Linked DNA regions of Mus musculus: region 2 is linked to region 1. The links are chromatin loops, found by intact Hi-C in ENCODE. Cell type or tissue: heart. All regions are shown on one strand. Each heading gives the region's core, and the rest is flanking DNA. Links, peaks and the distances in the headings are about the cores only.

Region 1 (10,724 bases), core at 1,576-9,575:
CATTTTCTATTTGGCTGGAATACTTAGGAAGTTGTTTCTTCCTCCCCCACCCCCACCCCAGAAGGACAAATCCCTCCTCAGAATCTTAGTCCATGTAAGCAGAGGCTGTTTCAAGGAACTGATCCCATACATCCGAATCTATTTAGTGGAGGTGGTTACAAAACAAAACAAAACAAAACAAAACAAAACAAAACAAAACAAAGCAAAACAAAACTTCTCCCTCTCCAGGGCTCAGTTCCAAGCCAAGCACCACACAGTATGTGCTCAGTCATTCCATTTTTGTACACAGTCCCAACAAGACTCTGAAGATCCCTCAAACCCCACCCCTGACCTCACCCTGCCCCCACTGCTGTTCTGCTGGGCTGGCGACCTGACGCAGGCCTGGGTGTGTGATTTCCCCATTCCACCTTTCCAGACCTTATATCTACTGAGATATAGGTGAACCCAGGCTGCTGGTATAGACTTCAGAAGGTCACCCAGACTGGTCTCATACCTGGGGCAATCCTCCTGCCTCAGCTTTCTGGATTTGGGGGTTCCAGGTGCGAGGAGGCCCCACCTGACTTGTCTTCTTTTTCTGTTTCTATTTGCTTTGCTTCTAAGGTTTCATTTAAGTTTCTGCAAAGGGACTTGCAGGCCCATGATAGTTTCAAAGGGTATAAAAGGAAGTACCTTGACCCTTAGCCTCCCTCCTGGTGTGATCCGGCCCTGTTACCCTCCTCCCTGAAGCCCACCAGGCTGTCTCTTTCCTTCCCTTTTCAGATGCCTCCTGGTTTCACAGGCAGATGCCCATGACCAAGCAGAAGGACACACAGGCACTTCCAGTTACTCGTCCTTACCTCTATACATCCACTGAGCTACCCTCCATCTCAGCTTGCTTTCTGTTGCTGTGAGAAAGCAGCCTGGGGAGGGAAGGGTTTATTTGGCTTACAAATCCTGGAACACAGTCCATGGCGGAAAGCCAAAGCAAGAACTGTCAGCAGGAAACATGGAGAAAAAGCTGCCGACTGCCTTGCTCCTCCTGGCTGGCTCCATTTGCTTTCTTATACAACCCAAGACCGCTTGCCCAGAGAGGACACTGACCGCAGGGGGCTGGGTCCTTCCCTGTCAATTAAGACAATGTCCCACAGGCTTGCCCGCAGGAGGCATTTCCTCAACTGAGTTTCCTCTTTTCAGATAATGCTAGTTTGTGTCAAGTTGAAAAACAGCCAACCACCACACCACCTCATTTTTTGAGGTGCTAGGAAAGAAATCCAGGACTTTACTTCTGCCAGATAAGGTATAGCCCTGGCCCTCATTTAAAAAAAAAAAAAAAGACAGATGAATGCTTCTTTATGGAATACATCACAAGACTGATTGATAGTCGAGTCAGAAGAGTGGAAATGCATCTCTCATGCTAACATCTTGGTGTGTCGAGGTCCCATGCTTCACTAGCATGTTATAATTCCCGTAGGGTGCTGCAGGAGCCAGAAGCCCTGTCCCCTGGTTGTTCTTCAACTGTGTAGCTGCAGCACCTTTTCCTTCCTCACCTTCTTTGTGACTGGCCTTCCAGAGGCACTGCTGTGGGAGACTAGGGCTGTCCCTGAGTGCTCCAGACTCTCATGGGGGTTTCCAATTTGAATTTTTAGGTAGTTTCTGATCCAGGTGCTATTTATAGTGGAAAGAGCCAAGGCTCTGAGAGCTAATGGCTTGCCCTAGGCAGGGTGGTGGGGGAGGAGGGATTCTATTCTAGCTTACCTTCAGAAAAACAGTGAAAAGAAGAGAGGAGAGAAAAGGAGGAGAGAGGAGGAAGGGGAGAGGAGGGGGGAGGAAGAGAGGAGGGGAGAGGAGAAGAGAAGAGGGGAGGGGAGGGAGAGAAGGGGAGGGGAGAGGAGAAGAGGGGAGGGAGAGAAGAGGGGAGGGGAGAAGAGAGGAAGGGAGAGGAGGGGAAGGGAGGGGAGGGGAAGAAGGGGAGGGGAGAAGAGAGGAGGGGAGAGGAGGGGGAGAAAGGGAGGGGAGAGGAAGAGAGGAAGGGAGGGAAGAGAAGGAGAGAGGAGGGAAGGGGAGAGGAGAAGAGAAGACAGGAGGGGAGAGGGAGAAAAGGAGGGGGAGGGGGAGAAGGGGAAGGGAGAAGATAGGAGGGGAGGAGAGGAAGAGAGGAGGGGGGATCTCCTTCTCAGTGGTGTTCCCTCTAGTCTGTACTCTAAGGAGCTGTGCAGGGCTCCTCTGAAGTGGGGACACTTGTCCGTATCACAGGCAAGTGAGCAGAGACTCAGAGTCTCTCGATCCGTACGTGGCACCCTTGAGGTCTGGACCCAATGTCCCGCTTGTCCCTCTCACTGTGACCTCTGACAAAGTGGTGGGGTCTCTAGGGTTCCACTTTTTTTTTTTTTTTTGGCCTCCAGAGTCTCAGAGACCCCACCTTGGTGACAGAATCATCGAGAGATGGATTGTTCAGTTTGCTGTGGAATGCAGCTCTGGGTGTGTGTCTTGGGTGTAGGCTCCCCAGAAAATCAGGAAAGCTTACCATGTGACCCCTTTCTCAGAGGGCAGGTGAAGGGCCGAGGACATTCCGGCCAAGGAGAGCTGACTCATACAGCTCATAACAACAGTACATATGCTGTGGCTCTGGGGAAGCTGGTTACCACCACATGAGGAGAGGATCGCTGGCTTAGAGCCCTCCTGTGATGGACCAGACCATGGGCAACAACCATCTTCCTGATCCTGAGATGCACACTGGCCCCAGCATGCACACCAAGGCAATTGTTTATGGTTGGGGATTCCTGGGCCAAGGACCACGTGCTGCAAGTGATCACTAGAGTCTCTGGTGTCAGTGGGTTCTTATGCCTTGACCCACGGCCTTTGACTTCTTAAAGCAAAACACAGACCCACCTGATCCACGAGCTTTCCCTGAGAACAGCTCTAGGTTCACAGAAAACGAAAGGGGAAAGTTCAAAGGGTTCTCATCTAACCCACCCCATCCCTCCTGACCCTATGTGTATCATCATAGACTTTATGCGCTTTCTCCAGCATGTCACGGGGTGCTCACAATGTCAGCTTCCCAAACCAGCTGCTTTAACTTGACATCAGGCCGTGTGTTCTCAGTGCTCTCAGTGTGAGCACTGCAGCTGTCCATTCAGCAAACCTTTATTCATGTATTCAGCAAATAGCGGCTATGGGGCCCAGTTCTAAAGCAGTCAACTGTCCATCCCATGATTGAGATATAGAGGTGCGGGTCCCACCTTCATTCTGGAAGCCGAGCCCCCTTGGCAATCTATATGACTCTCCCTCGACCCATGTGGTCCCTTACAGGCCACACCTGAGCAGCAGAGAAGGGTAGCCCTAATGTCACTCTAAGACACCCTGAAATTCTTGTCCAGCCAGTCACTGTGTTAGCAGAAGTCAGACGGTCCAGTTATTCTGGGTTTGATCCCGTTTGCTTGGAGCAGCATCCTTACACAGGCTCAGTCAATCCATCTTTTCATTTTTTTAAAGGTGACACAGCCCGCCTCCCATGAAGTTATGGGAGTCCCTTGGCAATGTAAGAAGGACTTGGTGAAGTTGTGACCTTCTCCAGACTCAGTTTCCCCATCTGTGCTGGGGGCCTTGCAGGGTGTGATTACAGGGGATTTTTCTTTCCCCCCTAACACATCAAGCGGCAGTGCGCAAGTTCAGGATAGAGCTGTCATGGACTCCTAGGGTCCACTGCCAGGCAAGCACAGGAGTTTTTCCACTTTTAATATTTTCTCCAGCCCCCCTTTCCTGCCTGCCCCTGCCCCGATCCAAGCGGAGGAAAACAGCAAACTCCGCTCCCGAGTCTCACAACTGTGGGGGTGTTCCCAACACCCACACTGCTGTTAGGGCACAGCGGGGGACCAGATTCTCTACAAGCCCTTCTCTGACACAGAAGGGCCAGGAGTTGTGTCTGGCATGGCACCACACCCACACTCGGCAGAGCTCCTGCTTCCTGTGGAGGGCTGGAGAGAGCCACAGGCAGCCTGTGACTCAGGAAGGCGCATTCTAACCTGCCTAACCCGCGAGCATCACTGCTGCACCCAACACAGAGGCCACGGAGCTACCAACCAGCAACCTGGGTAACGCAAATTGCACACGTGGCGCGCCGCGCCGCCGTGGGGAGATCGCATTTCTGTCTGCATTAAAAGGAGCCGCCGAGTCTTCTTTGTGGCCCTGGTCCCGAGATATAAAATCTTCGCCAACTATGTTACCCATGGGGTAAAAGCGGAGCTGCGATTTGAACCCAAGACAACACACCAAGCTCACCCATAAGCACTACCTTGATGGAAGAACAGGGCAGGGGACACTAAGTATTTGTGGATTAAAGCTGCCACCACTGGCCCAGATGAGGCGCAACAGACAAAGTCTCCTTTCTGTATTAATCTCCGCCAAACACTTTGCAGACAGAGAAAACAAGGCCTAGAGACGTGACAGCGACTCTCCGGGGGTCACAAAATACCATCAGTGGCTCAGTGAATAAAAAGCCGGACTCTGGACACCTGTCCTGCTGCCTGGCGCTCACTCCTTTAGCCCATGGTGTCTACATGAAACCTATAAAACTCAAACCACTGGTCGCTCACAGGGAAAAGATGAGCTGGAACAGGCAAGGCAAACCCCCTGCCTGTAAGCATCTGTAATCCTTCCTCGCTTCATTTCTCAGACCTAGGGGAGGAAGGAATCTTCCTCCAGTTCCCCGAGACTCAATTTCAGCTGGGATAGTTGCGCTCTCCATTAACGAGCCCATGCCGGAAACTCACCTTTTCTCAAGCGAGCCGGTTCTGTGTTGTAGGGAGTCCCTCGGTCCAGGTTCAGCGGCTGCCTGACACGCCTTCCCAACAGCCCTACTATCCACTCCCCTGAGGAGCGAAGCTGGAGTGGCACGGGGAACAGCTCATCTTTCAAGGGCTGGCCGGTGATGTCATCACTCTCCTGGGCACCTCCCCCCTCCACCTCTAGTCCAGATCAGCTCCAGGCTCCCTCCGGGATCAGCAGCAGTTCTTAGCGGTGGTGCTTTTGGACCTCCTAGCTGCGGAGGCCAAATCAGGATGGCCACAGGTTGTCCCCCGTGGGTGCAGACCATGGTCGGGTCCCGGAGCCTAGGCTGGTAAATGTTTCCCCTGCAGCTCGAACAGCCACGGAGACCACGTGAATGCCTGTGTTTAACACAACACTGTTTACCGTGACAGGGTCTCCTGAAGTGATTGTTTTGCTCCTGAGTTTTAGGTGCAAACAGTGGGCATTTACAGAGGATGTAAATAGAAGGCAGCCAGTTGGGATGGAGGGTTTCTGAACGTGTTTTTTATTTTGCTTTGGCCGTGCACAACTCCCAGGGGTGCTGAGGCAGAAACTAGGATACAACTCAGACAAGGGACACACTGCTGGCCAAGTCCTTGAGTGAGCTGTGTGCTGGCCCCTGCCAGATACGGGACTTCCTCTGGGGAATTTAGAAGCAGTTTCTTCCTCTCCTTCTAAGCTCTGTCTTTTTTCATTTTCTTTGAAGATCTGCTAAAGACCCATTGCGCTTTCCTCTCCAGATGAGAGGAGGATGCAGGGAAGATCAGAGACCAGTCCAGAGAGAGCCTAGGGTTCCAGGAATGCACACAGACAGAGCTCCAGCAGCTGTCCCCCTGTCCCTGACCAAATAGGGATGGGGCAGCGGCAGAGGTCGTGAATCCAACCCTGTCTTGGCTTCAGACTGACTGAAATGAGTCAAAGCTCTTGTGACCTGAGTGTCCCATTGCCCCATCTGCACCTCTGGCCTGTCTGACCACAGGGAGCTTCCGAGGCATGGGACCTCTGGTCCACTTGGGTGAGTGAGCCTGTGATCTGGCTAAGATGATGCTGTGTGCCTACCCACTCGTGCAGGGGAAACCACCACAGCCCTGAAGGGTCACAAGGGAAGGGTCCTTCATGAGCTTTGCAGAGCAGACAGAAGCTGAGTGGTGATTCACAGAAACCAAGGCTGCAGGGTCTAGAGTCAGAGGTCTGCTTAGCTCTCCATATTGGGAAGCAGACTCAAAACCAAGAACAATGCCCCCCCTCCCCCAAAGCCCCACTATCTTGCCCTCATTCTGTAGAGTGCTGGTTGGTCTGGAGTGACAGACTCCGTTCACGTTCCAAACTCTTTTCTTGCTGGGTTTTCTGATGGGAAGCACTTGACCTTTTCACCTCGAAGCCAGATCCTCAGCAGCTCGGAAGAGTCCTATACCACGAGAACATCAGAGTTGATAATTCCCAGGTTAGCTAGCCCCATCTGTCACCCCGACAGAAGCTGCCCCTACTGGTCTGACTTGCTGTCGTGAACGCTAGTGTGGCACTGGAAGAAGTCTTCTCTTGTAAGTCACCTGGAGTTATGTTGTTGTGTCCAGCTGTCAGACGAATCTAGAAAACTTATAGACACCCACACCCCTGTTTATTGACACTAATAATGAACTGTTCCTCCAGCTAGCCACCTATGTCTTTATGCCACTCCCTGCCTCCTTCCTCTCTTCCTCCTCCTCTCCCTCCTTCCTCCCCACTTCTCTCTCCTCTCTCCTTTCTCCACTGTCACCCTCTCCTTTCTCTCTTACACCCACTGGTTCATCTAGCCACCTGTTCATCTCAGGCATTCATAGGCAGCAGAAAAGGAGGGATGGGCGTACGTCCGGCCAGTCCCTGAGGGCAGAGCAGGCTGTGCAGTCATTTCAAAGCGCTCCTCCTTACGAGCTGGTAACTGGTCCTCTCTGGCTTTGTCTGCTTTTCTCGCCTTGCTTTTGCTCTGAGCAAATCTGGCTCAGCTCTTTCTGAAAGCTCTCTGAGGTGGCTGCCTCTGACGTCCTCTGCACTGTGTGTGCTTGTGCGGGGGCTGCAGAGGGAAGCTCAGTCTGGGCAGGGCTCCAGCCTTCAGCCCTCCACTATATTCAGAGAGGGCAATGGAGGGGGCCAGGTGTTCCTGTGACACTCCTGTAGCCTCCTCACCTAGCTGGGGTCCTTCACACAACATACAAAGGTTCCCCTGTGCCCCACTCTCCTCTAGTACAGTTTCCAGCCACCTCAGTCCTCTGTGCCTTAGCCCCAAGATGCCCTCTCAGCTCCCAAGTGTGTCAGGATCACATCCAACTGTGGGCTTTTGCACTGGCTGTGATCTCTGCCCTGGATGGTAGTCCCTGGTTTCTGGAAGGCTGTTTGGGGACATCCAATATGTTTGTCCAGGTACCATGTCCCGTGTGTGTCCACCAACTCCTGCATCTCCTGCACCAGCCATGGGGTTTTTCTTGGTGGGCTAAGATCCACAAGCAGGGAGCCCCATCTTTTACTGCTATTTATCACCCATGCCAAGTGGGCACCCCATAACTGGAATGAAGAAGGGAAGAGTCCCCCCACCCAACCTAACTGTGTGAAGGAGAGGCCAAGTAAAACAGAACCGCATAGAGCAGGATACCAATACATTTGTGAACGTCCACCTCTCTGCTGCAATGTTCCAGAACATTCTCTGTGTTGGTGGGAAAGAAAGACGTCCCCAAAGCTTCAAGAACTGGCCTGTGATTTTGTCCAGAAATCAATGGTTGGTTTTGACCAGAAAGCTGTGACTGGATATCTATCTATCTATCTATCTATCTATCTATCTATCTATCTATCTATCTATCTATCTATCTATCCATCTCTTCTACCTGTCTGTCCATCTACATATCTACATATATGTACACATATCTTCTACTTAGCTGTCTATCTACATATGTACATGTATTGAAAGAATTTATTAAATCAGCTTATGTTGAAATAGTAAGAACAGCTCTCTCACACACTTGAGAGCCTGAGAACTGAGTAGTTTTTGCTCCTTAAGACCGGGCACCTTAGCAGTTCCAATCTGGTACTGAAAACCCAGATGGTTCTTGAAGAGCCTCTGGACTCAGTCTACTATGGAAGCCTGGAAATTCTATTCTGGGTCTGATATCATTGAAGGAATCAGCAGCAACAGGGTAAATTATCCCAGAGGCACGAGGGAGGCCAATCAAGAAGAGGGTCTTCTCTGCCCATGTCCCCCTACACTCCTCTTTTAATCTGGACTGCCCAGTAGTTGCTACCCATTTGGGGGGAGTTTCTTCCCACATTAATTAAGGCAATTGGGACCAACTCTCCACTGAGGTTCTCGACTCTGGTGATTCTAATTTGTGGCAAGTTGCATCAGACCCACACATCTGTGTCGGAATGCAAAGGTCGGTCCTGACTTTGGATCTTAGGGTTTAAGCTATCAATTTGTCTGATTGCCACCTTGTAACACATTCAGCAACCCCCACAGTTGGTTCTCTGGGCCTGGATACTCAACAGGGATCTCCTGCCCAACCCTGAAGGGGCATTATGGGACACAGAGTTGGTCCTTGTTCATGGAGATGGGCACTCTCCGGACCAGGCCTTCTTTAAGCATGTGATTACACTATTCCACTATCTTTACACAGCAGTGAAGGAAGCTGGATGAGGAAATGAAGGCTGAGAGAGGCTGGGAGACAGCTCAGTGGGTAAAGCACTTGTCTCACAAGCTTAAGGACCAGAGCTTGGTACCCAGGATGCGTGTGAAAGAGATGGATGCTGTTGTCATGGCCTGTGTTTTAATCCCTGCACTGGAAAGGAGGGGAAAGGTGGGGGTCCCCGGGGCTCCAAGACTAGCCAGGCTAACCTACTTGGTGAGTTCCAGGCCAGTGAGAAAACTTGTCTGAAAAAAAGAAAAGATGGACTCTGCCTTTCAGAAAATAGCAGTGATGATTGACCTCAGGCCTACCTGCATGCACACACCTACTCACTCAAAACCTGAGAGTAGACATAATGTGTGTAGTTCTCTATTGTTTGAGCTCTACCATAAGATAAAAATTGAAAAAAATTTCAATGGCTTAGTTAGGGTTCCCATTTCTGTGAAGAGACACCATGACCATGGAAACTTTTATTAGAAACAAAAACAAAAACAAAAAACCCAAACATTTCACTGGGCTGGCTTACAGTTTCAGAGGTTCAGTCCATTATCATCATGGTGGGAAGCATGGCAGCATCCAGACAGGCATGGTGCAGGAGGAGCTGAGAGTTCTACATCTTCATCTGAAGGCACCAGAAAGGGATCGGATGTGCTCCATGCTTGGCATAGCTTGAACATTTAAGACCTCAAAGCCCCGCCTCCACAGTGACACACTTTCCCTAACAAAGCCACACCTCCTCTAGTATGGTCACACCTCCTAATAGTGCCACCCCCTCAGACCAAGCAGTCAAACACATGAGACTGTGGGGGACCATAGTGTGTGTGTCTTTGCATTTAGGTGTGTGTGTGTTATAACTGGCTTCTTAAGCAACATGCATGATATTATACGTCCATCATGTTACACATGCTGTCTTACACTGTGAATTTCTTCTATTTCTTCTGGTTTTAGTGCTGATTTAATGAAATGCCGTGATGAGGCTCAAATCTGGATCTTGTTTGGCGAGCGTTGTGCCCAGTTGTTCACTGGCTCTCCCCTTTCTGTTGCTTAGTCCTTCTCTTCCTTTCTCAGAGTTTGACCCCAAGACCTTATGCACAATAGGCAAGGGTTCTACCACCCATTGAGCCGTAGCCTTCAACCCTTTGCTGTTTTCCATACCATGACACCCCCTCCTCCATCAGCCATGTTTTTTGAGTGAGGGACCTGATACGTAGTACGTGACATGGAGGCCAAGTTCACCTGTTTTTCCCTTCTCGGCCCGGAGCATTCCTCCAGCTCTGTACTGTGTTCTGCCCTGGAACTAAAGACACCCAAGAACAGATCTTCTCTCTTCTATCTCTGTACTTAGTATGAGCTGTACTTAGCATAAGTGGGTGTCCAGTGCTGGGCAGGCACCTGAGCAGGAGGCCTGAGACAGGGTCTCTGGCCATTGATGTTACAGGAAGTGCATCTTCTCTCAGAGTCTAACGCAGGTTCTGGTGAGGATAGAAAGCATAGGTCAGGTTAGGGCACCCCCAACCTCAGACTCACTTTGAGCCCCTTGAGTCAAGTACCCCCACTTCTATTTGAGATCTGGACGAATCCTCCAGGGAGGTAAGTTATACTTACACCTGAGGTACTGATGGGTGACACCAGGGAGAAGGGGTGAAATTGCCAAAGTTTGGAAGGTACACCCCACCTCTGACCTCTGTTCCTTTTATACTTAAAGACTGAGATGTGTACACAAGTCTGTTCTTGCCCCTGAAGCAGTTATGCCTCATAGTTAGGGATTCCTGTGCACCCAACAGATACACTGGGCTCCTTGCCCAGGCCCTCTGCCTTAACACTGGGAAGATGATATGTGGGCCCCTTGCCCAGGCTTAGGAATGGATTGTAAATGAATAAACTCGAAACAAGTGAGGTTCTAGCAATTCTTGGTGCAGGGGTAAGAGAGGACAGGTGTTGAAGATCTATCTGTCCTCTGTCTACCTCTTCTGCTTCTCTGGGAGGAGGATGCAGGCATGCCCCTCTGAGGATGGTAGACCCATCACTAGCAAGGCCTCCTCAATACCAGGCAGCTGCTGCACTTCCCAGCTCCGTCCGGCTTGTGCTGCTGCCAGCAGGCAGGGAGAGGCAGTTACTCACTTCCTGAGGCCAGTGCACTGGCCGGGGCCTTTCCAAGCTGGGAAGGGCTACTCAGGGGTATAGAGAGCCGGTTCCCAGCATCCCGCTGACCTAAGCCTGATGCTGCTTGGAAGTACCAGGGAGCTGATCTGCCTGGGTCCTCATGCCATCTCTTCCCTCATACTTGGG
Region 2 (10,724 bases), core at 1,918-9,917, 50 kb after region 1:
CGTGCGCTGTGCGTCAGTAGGAAGCTTTGTGACTGAATAATTCCATGCGAATTGTTGTTTTTTATTGAATTATTTCGCAATAAATATAAATCATTTAAGAAAGCTTTCTCTTGGCTCCATTTATCACATCAAAGCCAGTGTGGGGTGAGGCGCACCACCCACAGAGGCTCATAGGTGCCTTCTTCCACTGCTGTGACCGGAACACGTTCCCCAAAGCTCATGTCTGGCGTCTTAACTCCCAATGGATCAGTACTGAGGTGAGATGGGGCCTTTAAGAGAACATTATGTTCCCGAGAGAGATTAATGCCTAGCTTTGGGGACCAGGACTAATTATCTCCGGGGCGGGTGAGGTTTTGCACTCTGGGGACTGAATTGGTTATCTCTAGACAGGGGGTTGGAAGAGAGGCCGCTTGCTGCAGGCACTTTGTGTTCTCTGCACACACCTGCTTGGTTCCTTCCCCCCACCAGGAGTTGAAGCCACGTGAAGTGCCCCCTAAGCCCTCAGCACACGTAGGCAATGCGTCTTGCGCTTTCCAGACTCTGAAGCCAAAGTAAACCTCGGCCTCAGCTCGTATTCCGTTGTTGATAACACAAGACCGCAGGCTGGCTAAGTTGTAAAAGAGGTTTATTTTGGCTCCTAGTCCTGGTCTGATGTCAACTGCCCACACATGGTCACGGCCTTCTTGCTGGCTGAGTCCCAAGGCCCCACGCAGTGCCGCATGGGTTCTCTCTTCTAGAGAGCCACCGGGTTCAACCATGACGGCCCTCCTTGTTTGGCCTCAGATAGACCCAGGCCACACTCTTAGCCACCAGAGCTGGGTAGAGACTCGGTTTGCCCTTAAAAACCTCATAATGGGGAGCTGGCGAGATGACTCAGCAGGTAAGAGTATCTGACGTCCTCTTCTGGTGCATCTGAGACAGCCACAGTGTACTTATTTATAATAATAAGTTAATTTTGGGCCAGAGCGAGCAGGGACTGAGCAAGCAGAGTTGACTGGAGTGAGCAGAGGTCCTAAAATTCAATTCCCAACAACCAGATGAAGGCTCACAACCATCTACAGTGTACTCATATATACATTAAATCAATCAATCAACCAATCAATCTAGGAAGGAAGGAAGGAAGGAAGGAAGGAAGGAAGGAAGGAAGGAAGGAAGAAAGAAAGAAAGAAAGAAAGAAAGAAAGAAAGAAAGAAAGAAAGAAAGAAAGAAAGAAAGGAGGAAAATCGAGTTTCATCCAGGCATGGTGGCTCATGATTTACAAAAAACAAAACAAAACTTCAGAATGGAGATGAGATTTCAAGATAGGTTTTCAGAGGAGAGTGGTCCTATTCAAACCATAGCAACCTCTTTTCTTTATAAACTACTCAGACTCAAGTGATCTGTTAGAGTAGCAGAAACAGTGCTTCCTTCTCTCTTCTCTGCTTTCTTGTACACCACATCTCATCAGGGCTCTTCGCAGTGCTCATGCCTAACCTTGGGCACTTTCTATCTCCACCGTCTCCAACCGACCCATCCCTACCTGTTCTGAGGATTCTGCCTGTACGATGTCTTGAAAGTTTGTCTGTGTGAAGACTGGCTCAGCCATATGGCAACTGCTTTTCACAAGCAGGTGAGTTACCTTTTCTGTGCCTCAGTTTCTCCATCTGTGAAGTGACGCTGAAACTTGTTACACTAGCAATTGTTAATAAAATTCCCCATATTCCCTCCAGAGCTGTCTTGGCTTGGGTATAAGCTATGTGGTTAGACCAGCTTGTGTCGATAGTAGGGTGCCTCCCCAAGGTTCCCTGCAACTGAGAAAAATCTCTTTTATCTTGCTCATTAACATGAATAAAAGCCTTCACTTTCAGGACTTCATTTTGACCATGGTCCCAGACATCCTTCCCTGGGCAATGCCTATCTTCTGTCACCCACTTTGTTCCACCCAGTGCCCAGGGGGAAGTCACAGCTGGTGACTAGCTAACTAGGGATGTGAAATCCATACACCCTTGTTTCAATTTGGATCATCCCCAAAGATCCTAGCTCTAGAAGAAGATTATGAGAAGTCTCAGTGGCTGTATATTGGGGTCAGCTTTACACCCCCCCCACACTTTTAGCATCCTTCTTTACTGAAGCAGATTTGCCCAGGATCCCCTTTGAGTCCTGAGCCACTGTCATCCTGAGCCACGTCCTGGGGATCTGAGGCCTGAGCTGTAGCAGTTGTGGTGGTCAGGACTCCCCAGCAGGAGCGGAAGCAGCCTGAGGGTGGGGCTGGATGGTGCTGAACTTGGATTGTGTGTGACTTGCTGTGCTGGCTTTGGAGAAGGGCACAGACTTTTCTCCTGTAAGCTGTGGGGACGGATCTGGACTGACCTGAAGTCTGAGATGGCTACTAATCTGGTAAACTGCCGAAGAGGCAAGTGGGAGGGCAGGCTAGGGGGTCACCTCCACCTCCTGCACCAAAGGAAGATGATGCCCAGAGTAGATGGGGGGGGGTCACAGCGAGTGGGCACCAGTGTCTTTGCATGGGAGTGTGATGTGCGCTGCTGTCTGCACTACCAGGAGACTCAGCTGAAGAGAACCAAGCCTTAAGGGTGTTGTCATCTTGAGTGACAAATTTGCATAGCTCCAGCCATTCCATTTACAAACACAATGCCCTTACTTTTATTTTTTTTTAATTTGATACAGGGAGTGGGGGGTGCAGCTTAGTGAGCACGTACTTAGGAAGCATGCGATCACAAGTCACTTTCCAGCACTGGCCAGAAACAAAACCCGGATATGTTCAATCAAATTTGTGCTAATGACATCATATTTTGACCCTCCCCATATTTATTAAACACTAAGTACAAACACCAGTGGAAAGAAGAAAGCCTGCCAGAGCCTGGATTGTTTTGAATTTTGCTCTGAAGCAGAGCCCCACATTTTCACCCACAAGAGATACAGCAGTTCAAAGATAGATCTGGCTGCAGAAGAGCTGCCAGGTTCTCTGGACTGCACAGGACTGAATGGGGACCAGAAAGGTAGGTTCAAAGGAGACAGATCCGGTGCGGACACAGAGCCTCCTCTGAGGATCTGAGGACCACGGAATGAGCGTTGAAGACTTAAATGGCGTGCTTCTGGTTCTGGAAGGTTCCAAGTACTAATTAGAAAATGCCTCTCTGAGAGACAGTCGAAGGAGCTCTTCCAATTGCTATTTGATCGGGAGGCCAAGGTCACAGATAATCTCAAAGATGCTGCTTAGGACTAATAATTCCAAAACTTTTCATTACAGGAAGACAGGTCCCTTCTCAGAATATTCCCTGCGAGATTATTCCAGCATGCAGAGCTTCCCAGATTATAGGGAGAAAATACTGCAAACGCAGCAACAATTATGTGACACCCCCGCCCACTCCATCCACCCCCACACCTGAGAGCCACTCCACACAGACTCACTTGTATTCCCGAAGCAGATCACAGGCAGATTATAAATAAAACCTGCCAGGGGCACCGTGTCCGTGTCAAGTTTTATGGGCGACCACGCTTGGGGCTGAGTGAACCGTCCTGCTCAGTGTGATGCATCCTTGGGAATTCCAGTTTGGGGCGTGGCTGTTGCAGAGAAATGTGTGCTCTCAGAACACCACACCAACTTGAAGAAAGAAAGTCCAACAATATGTGGACTTGGGGTATCTTACATTTCACAGTCTATAAGGAGAAGCAGCAGCCACGCTGTGCACTGGACCTGAGGGACACATGGGACCCAGCGCCTATTTGATACTCACCCCACCCTCCTTGGCAAGAGGAAACTGAGGCTCACGTATAACCAAAGGCACAGTGCCTTCGTGGAACCCCAGGATCTGCATTCAAACAGCAAGTTTTCTGTGTAACCTGGAAAGCCCAGGGAACATAGCACACAGCACCTGAACATGTCACATGTCACCTTAGAACCCTGCTCTGAGCTTCTTCCTTATATGATGGTGTGTGACCAAGACCCCGAGCCTGCCCTGAACTCCAGCTTTAGTCTGCTGCCCCACCTTTCCCTTGGTACCAGACACCAGTCTTGTCCACAGTGACTACCCGTCACAGCAGGGCTGGGGAATATTCTGTCTAGTTGGTGTCCACTTGTTACCCAGGATAGGAACCTCCGCTGAGGGTCCTCTGCTTCAGGTCCTGCCTCCAGATTCCTGTCTTGGCTTCCTTCAGTGATGACTACCATTTGGAGCTGTAAGATGAAGAAAAACAAAACAAAACAAAACAAAACAAAACAAAACAAAACAGCCACTCCCCACACCCAACCCCAAGTTGCTTCTGGTCAGGGTTTTATCCAAGTAACAGGGAAGCCAAACCGAACAGGAGCTGCTGTCCCAGAAGGTGTCCGTGAACCCCAAAAGATCACCAGGAAGCCGACTCCGATGCAATCACACTAGGGTCTTTAGTTACAAGTGTGAGCTTGGGTTATATCACCCTCTCTGATGCAGCAGAACAGGAGGGTGCAGCCCTGAGCTCTCAGCGGGACAAGGCTTTATAGGAAATGACCAGCAAGAGGGAGGAGATCAGCCTAGCAAGTGTCTAATTTTATGACTATTGTAAGCCAACAGGTGGGTGCTCTGAAGCAAAACCGTGAACAATCACAAATGGTCTGTAAGTACATCTGAAACAATCAGACTAATCTCTGATTGACTCTTTCGAGGAAATAGCTAGGGAGTAACTCTGGGGTATGGGCCAAGGACAAAGCACAGGGTCTTTCCTGTGCTTGGTTACAGCTTGGGTTTAGCTGCAGGTCAATTTCTAGGGCTTTTTTTTTTTTTTTAAATTGAACTCAGGACCTCTGCTCACTCTGGTCCAAGGATTTATTTATTATATGTAAGTACACTAGCTGTCTTTAGACACACCAGAAGAGGGTGTCAGATCTCATTATGGATGGTTGTGAGCCACGATGTGGTTGCTGGGATTTGAACTCAGGACCTTTGGAAGAGCAATCAGTGCTCTTAATCACTAAGCCATCTCTCCAGCCCTTCAGGCTTTTTTCTTTTTTTTAAAGATAGAGTCCGGTCCCCAGATGGAGTAGGTTTGGCTTCTGTGAGCCATCTCCAGTAGCAGGGGTCAGAGACTGTGCTCACATGGAACTGCAGAAGAGGCACACTAAGAAACCCATCACCCTTGAAACCAGTCACCACATCTACAACGAAGACTGTGGCTGTGCAACTGAGAGAAGCCAAGAGTCCCTGAGCACCTGCGTGCCCACAGTTTCCATTTCCGAGTGCCACAGTTACCTGGTACTGGGATTCAAATATCCCACCCAAGGTCAGGCTCTTCCCACAGACGGGTGGAGGGTACCCTAGCCCTTCAGGGGAGCGCTGTGATTGGACAGTGTAAGACCCACTCCATTTACTTAGGGATGAGAGACACAAGACTCATTCAAGTTTGGAGGTGCAACATTGTATAGCTTTAGTTACAGACATGAGCTCCCAGCGGCAGCCCCTTCTGGCCTGTGTGGTCACTTCCTCCCTTTGTCAATGTATATGTGGACATTTCCAGGCTCCTCATTTCCCACGCCCACACCTTAGCCACACCCACTTCCAGGCTGGGCAATCACCACCCAACTGGTCACTGCTTTGAGTGAGCACTGCCCGACTGCTTTGCCTACCCCTTGCTGAGATCTCAGAAACAAGAAAGCTTCCTTGGTAGCCGGGTGCACCGCATCTGTCACAGCTCCAAGTTGACTTGTTTTGGCAACAGTCTGATAAAGTTTCTAAATATGGTGGAGGAGGGGGTTTCCATGGATCCAGTTGTATCTGGGATTGCAATACAGGAACTGGTTGCCTGAATGTTCAGCATGTGTAGAGAGGGCGTCTCCCCTTCTCTTTCTTGTGAAACTGCCACGACCACCACATATGTCCTGGATGAATCCAGGAAAGAGAGCCCGCATTGCCTTAGCTCTTCGGGAATGGCCTGTGTGGGCGTTTTTTCTGCTCTTTGTTTCCTGACCCGCTGTGGATCAGAGGGTAGGTAATATATCCTGGAGACAGTCTCAGCCCTCCCACACTGCCCAACGGACATGGACTTCGAGTCTGTTTAGAAATTATGTCACATTTGGAATTGCCTCAGAAGCATCTGCTGCGTGAGGACTTCCTGTCTCATCATGAGCTCATCTTCTCAGGCTATAAAATTGCAGGGGGGAAGAGTAAATCACATATCGTAAGACTTTGGAAATGCCTGAAGATGAAAATCGAGGTTTTGTTGTGAAAACTGCTTGAAATTGGAGCCCGGCAGACTGTGCCGTTTGCTGGCTGCGTGGCTGTCTTAAGGTTTCTAGTGCCGTGAAGAGACACCATGACCGTGGCAACTCTTATCAACGAGAGCATTTAATTGGGCCTGGCTCACAGTTTCTGAGATATATTCCAGTATCTTAACTGGTGCTGGCTTGGTGGTATGTAGGCAGACATGGTGCTGGAGAAAGGAGCTGAGAGTTCTATCCACATCTGGATCTGCAGGCAAGAGGAGCAACTGTGAGTCTATGTACACTGGGCGTGGCTTCAGCATATAAAGCCTCAGCCCTCAAAGCCCGCCCCCACAGTGACGCACTTCCCCCACCAAGGCCACACCCACTCCAGCAAGGCCACACCTCCCAATAGTACCATTTCCTGTGGGCCAAGCATTTAAGCATGTGAGTCTACGGGGTCGGTCCTATTCAAACCACCACAGTGGCCTTAGGGGAGTTACTCAACTTCTCTGGACCTTGTCATAAAATGGGAGGTGGAGGAAGATAAAGAATAGATTGCAGAAATGATCACAGTCCTCTACCTCAATTTAGACACTCCATATTTGTCATGGCCTTCACTGTCCTGCCTATCAAAAAGGGATACCCATTTCCCCTCCCTCTCAGAATCTGAGATTAGCTACTGCCCATCAATTGCTGGGTCAGCACATTTCCCCAGAAAGAATTTGTGCAGTGGACTGATTATCTAGCAGGGTTTTGAGACCTCCTGGGTGGAATGGGGCAGCTGCAGGTCACAATCTGAAGCCTGCTTTGAAACATAGAGGTATCCCTGGAATGAGACAGCAACAGTAAAGACTCATTGTATACTCTTGGCAAGCCACTTACATCGCAGGGAGTTGCCTAAGTACACACTTCGTGATGACCCTCTGAAGGTTTGTTTTGTCATTAGTTGTGGTGTGTGTGTGTGTGTGTGTGTGTGTGTGTGTGTGTGTGTGTACTTATGCCGTGGCATGCACATGGATTTCAGAGGACAGCTCTGGGGAGTCAGCTCTCTCTTTCTACTGTGCAGATTGAAGAAATTAAACTCAGGTCATGAGGCTTATCTGCTGAGCCATCTCTCCAGATCTTTATATATATTTTGGAGAGCTGAAAATTTGGATACGTATAAAATCCAATTCAATTTTTCTTTTATGTTTAGTGCTTTTTTTGTTTTTTGTTTTTGTTTTTTGCCTTACATTTTACCTATGAAGGCTCATCAAGAGTTATCTCCTGATCTCGTCTGAAGTTTTATGATCTTAGCTTTTAGTTCCATGATTCATTTAAAGTGAATTTATTTACACTCCAGATGGCTAAGGGTTGATTTTCTTGTCTTAGCTAATGAGTCGCTACACCACCTGTTGGTTTCGATCTTGTGATATGTATTGTAATAACTAATACTGGCCCCACAAGGCCCAGCTGCTCCTAGGAATGAGAGAATCTACCCGTAGAATGGGACCTTGCTTCCTAATTTAAAACTATTGGTTAAACAGAGATGCTGACAGCCAATAGCTGGACAGAAGGGGTATAGATGGGGTTCCTGGGCTTATGGTTGGAGGAGACCATGAGAGAGAGGAAAGTAGAGAGAGAAGAAGCCATGAGGTTAGAATCTTAAAATCATGGCTGTGAGGGCTGACCAATTGGAGTTAAGAGCAGCCCAGTTGGAACATAGTAAGAAATAACTCGGGATTATCTTTAGGAAAGTAGATTCTAATAGCATAGAAGGTAGATAGCTGACCAGCTTTAGTGCTGATAAAGGCTTATTATAAATCAAAGGTCGAGCACGTCTTTTAACTGGGAATTGCATAATCAAAGGCAGGGTAGAAGCCCTTGGTTGAGACTAAATATTTCTACAACCCCACTGTTTGAAAAGATGCCTTGTGGAACTGTACAGGGAGCTCTGTGGAAAACCAGGCGACTGTGTGGCCCTTTGTCACCTGCTCTTTAAACTGCAGGATGTGACCCGTTATGGGTATCCTGTAACTGAATGTGGGAGCTTCAAAGATACTGGCAACACTATGAAGCCTCTGACTACCCAAGGACCCCAAATGAATTCAAAACCAACCATGCAGTGAATCCCCGGCATTGCTGGCAGTGGGATACAGTGTGACCTCACTGCAGCCTTGGTCCTGAGCACACAACATGCACACTCTATACTGGGACTTCCATCACGCTGAGCAACGCCAGCGATCTCTGCTTGCAACGCCTTGGATCCTATCTGAGATTACTGCATGCTGGAAATCACATTGTTTACACAGCAGCAAAATGTTGGGCTCTTATGGGAAACTAATGGTTTAATCACAGAAACCAAAGACTTCCGAGATTTCCCTACCACTACAACTCTGCACAACAGCAACACATTAGTCTGCGTTTAGACTGTTTTGTGCTAGAATACTTGGTTTTAAAAATAACTCTCTGAGTCACTAACTTGAATTTTATTTAAAAAAAAATCAAAACAAACTTCAAATGTTTAGGATTAGGATAGAGTTTCCAGTGTGTCCTCAAATTATTCTTCTGCCATTTTGTACTAGGTGTTTATGGGAAGAGATGCTTTCAGTATCGATAATTATGAAAATAAAATCTGACTCATCGCTGAACGGTGCTGATGATCCTCTGCACCCCGCAGCACCAAATTTTCAGCCAAGATTTCATTCTTTATGTAAAAAAAAAAATCAATGAACAATCCATTCTATCAGTGTGCAGATTTGCTCTGGGCATCAGTAGATGGTCAAGTTATATGTATAGAAAATGATGGGGGAGGGAGGGTAGGACAGGAGCCTTCTTCCGGAGGAGGAAGGGAACTGGGAAAGGGGATAACATTTGAAGTGTAAATAAAGAAACTATCCAATAAAAAAAAAAAAACAAAGAAAATAATCATTGTCAACTAACCACCTTTATGACCCATCACTGCAAGGACTTCATTTCTGTGTTTCTTTTCTCCACCTACATACCCAGAGCCAGGTAGAGAGTTCCCAGGCATGGAGCAGTCACAAGTGGAGAGGTTGAAGACTTTACTCCATAAGTCAACGTGGAGACTGTTCACTTACATTGTCAGAGGTCCCCAAACCAGGCCGTGGCTAGCCTTGCTTCCTCCAAAACTCTTGGGGGAAGAATCCTCCCTTCCTGTCTTCTTCTCTCCTTTTGTACTAATTTGATACAGTTTCTGCCTCCATTTGTTGAGTCTTCCCTGAGCAAGTAAGATGTTTCCTTTGAGCCTTCTGGGCATCGCAGGCACGTTTGTTTTCGTTTATTTTATAATTCTGTGAGATTCCATGCATCATTAAAATTTTCTTCACCCAGAGTGAAGATTCCTACCTCTCAGTGTGTTTATTGACTCTTATGTAGTATAATTATTTCATGTTGTTCTGACTTTTTATAGATGGTATTTGTTACACTTTATTAGTCATTTGAGAATCTCATAACTGAATATAAAAGATTTTATTATATCCACTCCCACTTCCTCTGCAACTCTTCCTGGATCCTTCCATGGCTCCCTCCCACTTTCAGTGATTTAAAAAAAAAAAGATTTAATAAGTCCAGTTAGGGATGTCGGTAGGTGAATGGGTGTGGGGCCACTCACTGGAGCGTGATTGACGCATCCCAGGGCCACGCCCATGAAGAAACGGACTCTTTCTTCTGTAAGCCAGCAGCTACCAACAGATTTTTCACCTAGGGATGGGGAACCTTGTGCCCCTCCCCCACCAGAGCTGGCATGTCGACTGGCTTGATCTCACACAGCTGCTGAGGGTGCTGTGGTGGCCAGAAGGTACCGTTTGTTAGGAGTCCTTTTTGACCCTTACAATCTTTCTGTCCTTTCTGTTCGCTGAGTCTTGTGGTGACAGGGTTGTGCTATTTCAAACTTGGAACTCACAACCTGGGTCTGGCCACCACTTCTCAATAAGCCAGTCAAGAGTGACATGAAGAGGGGGAAGCACACTTAGGAAACTCCTGCCCAGGTGTGGTCCCATCCACCACTGAGCTGCCCTCTCCCTGGGAGGGCGTCTGACGTGCTCTTAGAACCCTGTGCTGTGCCTTACAGAAGACAAGCTCCCCCCAGCCCTGGGCCTTTTCATTTCCCCACCATGAGATTCTTGGGGTGAGTCCCATTTCTTTGGGGTTCGTTCACTGTTTCAGTAGTCTGATATTCAGACTGACGGACTCAGAAATCTCTTTAGAACAGTTTCATTTCTGCCTGGCTGACTACAATAGCAAATTTGAGTTTCATTTGGTTCTGACTTCTTTTTTTACCCGAGTTTGGTCTCTGTGACATATTTTCCCCACTGCTTCCACCTGGTTACATGTATATCTGGGTAGAACATGTACATATAATTATTGGGGGGATGTGTGTGTGTGTATAGGTGTGATATGTATGCAGATGTACGTGTATGTGTGTGTAATGTTTGTGTGATGTGTATGCAAGTGTACATGCATGTGTATGTAGTGTGTGTGGTGTGTATGCAGGCGTACGTGTGTGTGTGTGTGTGATGTGTATGTAGGTGTACATGCATGTGTGTGT

Evidence for each region. Peaks named below come from ENCODE experiments on the same cell type or tissue, not always from the same donor. Only the 100,000 strongest peaks of a DNase experiment are listed, where the experiment ranks them.
Region 2: it touches region 1 in a loop (2.1-fold over the local background); 7 of 42 quality-filtered maps call a loop at or near these places.

The regions. Positions count from the first base shown.
Region 1 is chr12:105,557,273-105,567,996 of GRCm38, reverse strand. It overlaps Bdkrb2 (bradykinin receptor, beta 2), which reads right to left and starts at 4,825. Exons shown (of 3, transcript NM_009747.2): 1 at 4,749-4,825. In heart, for the core only: no CTCF peak of the experiment used is centred there; DNase peaks (open chromatin) are centred at 4,906, 5,366 and 5,706; H3K4me3 peaks cover 2,192 bases; H3K27ac peaks cover 3,899 bases; H3K27me3 peaks cover 4,268 bases.
Region 2 is chr12:105,507,142-105,517,865 of GRCm38, reverse strand. It overlaps AU015791 (expressed sequence AU015791), which reads right to left and starts at 4,433. Exons shown (of 5, transcript NR_102381.1): 1 at 4,299-4,433; 2 at 4,095-4,174; 3 at 3,735-3,840; 4 at 3,409-3,561; 5 at 2,617-3,115. Gm40565 (a long non-coding RNA gene) reads left to right here and starts at 116. Exons shown (of 3, transcript XR_872958.2): 1 at 116-257; 2 at 1,448-1,609; 3 at 3,248-3,454. In heart, for the core only: no CTCF peak of the experiment used is centred there; no DNase peak of the experiment used is centred there; H3K27ac peaks cover 625 bases; H3K27me3 peaks cover 2,629 bases.